Regions from separate parts of the Mus musculus genome. Here region 2 is linked to region 1. The links are chromatin loops, found by intact Hi-C in ENCODE. Cell type or tissue: gastrocnemius. All regions are shown on one strand.

Region 1 (2,500 bases):
CCCGCCCCTAGCTGAGAAGCCATTGGCTACTGCTGGCTGCTGGCAGAGGGAGAGTGGTTTTCCTTTGTTTATATGGCCGCTGGTAAGTTGCTCCAGTGGATAGCCTCATACCTGGGTACATATGGACAATAATAATTATACTCAATGGTGTATGTATGTGTATATGTATGTGTATGTATATATATATATATATATATATGTATATGTATACACACACATACATATATACATATGTATATATATGAATGAAAAGGTCATAAAGTTGGAAATGGAACATACCAAGTGGCCACCCACAGGGAGTCAGAGGAAGTAAATAAAGGTGGTATGGTGCTGCCCAGATTCAGGGTGGATATTTTGTTTATGGTTTTGTTTGTTTGTTTGTTTGTCTTTGTTTTTTTAAACTTCTCTGGAAATGTCCTCTCTTGGTCAAGGTGTGTCTCCTAGGTAACTCCAAAATCCAATCACATTGACAATGGCGACTATCCACCACAAGTCCATATATATTAAGCCTTTTAAGCCCGAGAGCTGGCTCAGAGAAATACCCCTGCTAAGCAGAGAACAATTCCCTGGGTAGGGTTAGGACCAGGATGCCACCTATCCTAGCTTGCGGGGATGAGGCTCAGGGCTCCAAAGAGGAGGATGGTTGGAAAGATGTGTAAGACACACAGGAAAGTGGTCAGTTATTTCTGGAGAACCGGACTTTGGAAAAGTTGAACTTGGTTGAGGCAAAAAATTGGAATTTCTTATATCATGATTTAATTGTCTAGATGCAAGAAAATGATCCATTCAATTAAATGATAAGTTATAATTAACTTTTAATGAATTTACTAATTCTTTTTTTTGGGGGGGGTGTCGGTCTTCAAACCTAGGGCTATGCAGTCCAGGCACTCTACCACTGAGCTACACCACCCCCCTGCACCCTCTTTTGAAAAGGGTTTTTGTTGAAATGGAATATAGAAAAGATATATTGAAAAAGAAACCTCACCAATTTGTAGAATCCTTGCTATTGCTATTTCTGTCTGTCATAAGCTCTGTCTCGTCCTTCATCTTCACCTATCATCTCTGCCATTTAAACCACACTTAGGCTTGAATTAATCTTAGTAAGCAGTTGGCGCCTAAATCCTGACCCCAGCTCAGATCTAGCATGTAGTCTGAACTGTTACTACCTAGATGCACATCCTTAAGGGAGTGGCTTCTTTTGGAACTCAGTTACTTATATGTAAAATGAATCATTCAAACTAAGTACTCTGGTCTGCTGCAAGTGGGAAGAATAACAGAAAGACACACCTGTAGCGTCAGGGGCAAGATGGTTGGGCTAGGAAGGAAGCTCTGGGAGGATGCATAATGACATTCATTGCTGCAAAGCCAGAGCTCCTGAACCAAGGCTGAGTTGCTACTTCATCCCAGCCTTTGTTCATACTGCCCTCTGCTGCTCAGACATAACCCTTCCACAAAAGCCACAAAGAACTGTGGCCTGCCAAGACGAGGCCTCGGGGACAGCTGACTCACAGGAAGTAGTCTATAGTACAGTCAGAAGACGTGAGGAACCAAGTCTGCCAAAAATATTCTGCTTCAGGGCTTCGACTATTACCCTCATATTTTATGTCTCTTCATGGCAGCGTTTCATGTATTTCAGGCTCACTCCAAACTCACTATGAATTTAAGCTCCTTCTGCCTCCATTTGTCAGGGGCTGCAATTACAGTTGTGCACACCATCCTGGGTCTGATACCCTCAAAATCCTAACCTCGAGTTTTCTTTATACTAGGCCTCCTAACAGCTTGGCATATTAGAGCTAGGTTAAGTCCTGAGGGAAAGGACAATGGCAACTACATTGTAGAGGATTTCAGAAGGCTATGGGAGGTGGGGGGAGTCCCTATCCACAGATGTGTCCAATCTTTTTGTGACATGATGTTGTCACCTAAGTTCATACTTAAGAACTAAACAGTCAAGTAACGATCCCTCTCCCGATAGCTTTTGACCAATAATGCTGATTGTAATAGTACTCTGAGCATCTCCACTTGAATATGCTTATCTGTGAGAATGGGTTCTCAAGTGTCTTCTCTTCTAGGGTTTGACTTTCCATCTCCTATATGTGAGTTATCAAGATTTCTATTGCATTTCCCAATTGCTCAATGAATAGGGTTGGATGGGATCTTGTGCTCTCAGGCCCTCTTCTACTATGACATTCTGACTTGTGCCAGATTCAGGCTGCCAAATGCTCGCCTCTTCAGGATGTCTTTTATGAGCAGATAAACATGTTCAAAGAATGTAGGAATCTTTCCCTTGAAACAATTAGATTTGCCTAAATATAGTCCTGTTCTCTCAAATGTTAAGTATTCCCAGAAGTGCCCTGCTGCCACACATACTCACACATACATACTCACACACATATGCACACACATACACACATGCACACTCACATACACACACACCTACCTTCCAGATAACAAGAAAATGTCACCCAGGCCCAGGAACAATTGATTGGTCTTCGGCTGATGT
Region 2 (2,500 bases), 97 kb before region 1:
AATGAAAATATGCCTGGTCAGAGTACTGCCTTGTATTCATTTACTCAGCAATTGTTTGGGAAATGCCATTCACGTGGTATATATACATCTTAAATGTCAGAGAAGGGCTGGGTCAGTGGCTCAGGCAGTAATGTATTCTACAGAAGCATGAGGACCTGAGTTTGATCTCCGAGAATCCATGTCACTAAGGTATACTGACACAGCTACAAATTCCAGTACTGGGGAGACAAAGACAAGAAAGGGATCCTTTAATCTCACTGTCCAGGGAATCTAGCTAAATCAGTGGGCTCAGTAAAAGACCCTGACTCAAAAACAAAAACAAAAATACCCCCCCCCAAAAAAACAAAATGAAATTAAAAATAAAAGTATGCAAAGATAAAGAGACAGCAACTGACAGGCCAAATGCTCTAAATCATTTCTTCCCCTTTCACTCTCATAATAAACAAGATGTTAGGGCATGTGAGGAGGAGCTGTAAACAATAAAGAAAACAAGATTGAAGACTGCAGAAGTAGATACGCTGTTCCAGGAAAGCCGTACAGTAAAAATCCTCTAAGCATGCCAGCGGTTCAGAGGCAGATAAGGAAAACAGTGGAGAGGCTGGGCAGCCAGAAGCCATTCACGAATAAACAAGCATTTGATAAATAAGCATTAAAATAACAAAACAACATCAATGACAGTGCCAGTGGCTCAACAGCCTTTTCAAAAACAAAAGCCAAGGCATATCCACACCTCACACAAAAATATAGAGCCCAAAATGTAAAGACAGAACAATGAAAGGACCTCAAGAAAACACAAGAATTTGCTATAAACTAAAGAAAGGCTTGCATGAAAAAGACATAAAAAGCAAACTCCATAGAAGAAAAATAGTGATAATAACATTTCCCCACAAAAATTCAAAACATCCAAGGAACAAGAAAGATATTATAAACTTAACAGATAAGCAAGGAACAAAGTTAAATATTTGAAACTGTGAAGTGAAACAACTTCTGTTGTAAAAAGCCACTAAAAATATGGGCCAAGTAAATAAAGAACATCTAACAAAGGGGACAGTATATTGCATCTGAAAGCATTCTAGCTCAGAAAAATCCAAAAACCAAACACCAGAGTAGTCGCTGAATTGGTCTCACAAGCTATCCAAGCTTGATGACGTGAGGCCTGACAATGGTGTGAAATGCATGCTCCACAGCTAAAAATGCACCATGCTGCCCACATGTTACATATCCTAGAGAGCAGGTTGCAGGTACATACAGCATATGTGTACACACAAGTGCTCTGCAGTATATTTTCTAAGTAACAAAAACTTGGGAAGATGTTTATCAACAGGAGGATGCTAAGTACTATGCTGTTCCTACTACAGAAATACTTTTTGATGGCAAAAAAAGAATGAATTCCAGAAGCTGGAGAGATGGGTCAGCGTATAATAGTATTGGCTGTTCTTACAGAAGACTCAGTTTGCCTCCTAGCCCCCACATATCAACCCACAACCAACTATAGCTCCAGTTCCAGGAGGATTGAGCGCTCTCTTCTGGTCTCTCTGGGCACTACACATATGTGGTAAAGGCAGACAAACCATTCATACACATAAAATAAATAACTCATTAAAATAAAAACAGTGAGCTACAGCTATGCGCGGTCACATAGCTTGCCACTTGTGACATGTTTTTAGGTGAACAAGAAGGCTGCAAAGTCTTTTTGGAGCATTCTATATGTTTTCATGAGCACACACATTTATATATTCACAGATGATCTGGTAACAATGACTCCCTCAGAGCAGAAGATGTTAGAGAGAGTGCAGATTTTGGCAAGAGGACTCGTGAATGACTGCAATTATGGAGACTGCCTTATTCATAGTAATTCTATTTTTTTGTGCCTGTGTGTATGTGCTGTACGTACGTACATGCTTGTGTACCTGTGTGTAGAGAACAGAGGTTGGTATTGACTGTCTTCCTGGGTCATTCTTCACTTTATTAACTGCAGCAGCAGACTGTTTTGTTGAACAGCAGCTCTCTGATGCAGCTAGTCTGGCTAGCTAGCTCGCTCCAGGAATTCCCTGTACACACTGAGACTTCAGCAGGCTACCACACCTACCTGCCTACCTGGCTTTTATGTGAGTTCTGGAGACCCAAACTCCAATCTTTACAAGTCCATTATACACTGAGCCATCTTCCTAGTTCATTGTTTGATCTTTAAGAGGGGAATGTGTTTTTGGTTAATGTCACTTATAATAACTTTTCTGAAAAAAATGAAAACATTATTCTTGGCATAAGGCTGTCAGAATCTCAAGATGCTTTCCAGGCAATCCTGCATGTTCCAGAATGGGAGGTGTTGGGGCAACATGGCCTGCATCTCCAAAAGACACTTGGACTACTCAGAGACCATATTGATTAAAACATCTTACAAGTGGGAGCACAAAAATGGTTGAGAATCACCTTGTGTCTTTCTAGTTTTGAATGTTGAGGATCTTTCAAATGTATGATATCACAGTCATCACAATCATGT

What was found. A loop is a pair of places that touch in the nucleus more often than their neighbours do. Peaks named below come from ENCODE experiments on the same cell type or tissue, not always from the same donor. Only the 100,000 strongest peaks of a DNase experiment are listed, where the experiment ranks them.
Region 2: a loop joins it to region 1, with 2.1 times the contacts of the local background. A loop is called at or near these places in 6 of 42 quality-filtered maps.

The regions. Positions count from the first base shown.
Region 1 is chr1:170,135,119-170,137,618 of GRCm38, forward strand. No RefSeq gene overlaps it. Among named protein-coding and RNA genes, the nearest start is that of Uap1, 39 kb to the right of the region's middle. In gastrocnemius, a CTCF peak has its summit at 1,445 (motif pointing left); a DNase peak (open chromatin) is centred at 1,446; H3K27ac peaks cover 426 bases.
Region 2 is chr1:170,038,057-170,040,556 of GRCm38, forward strand. The region is part of intron 1 of Ddr2 (discoidin domain receptor family, member 2); the gene reads right to left. Among named protein-coding and RNA genes, the nearest start is that of Ddr2, 50 kb to the right of the region's middle. In gastrocnemius, a CTCF peak has its summit at 1,539 (motif pointing left); no DNase peak of the experiment used is centred here.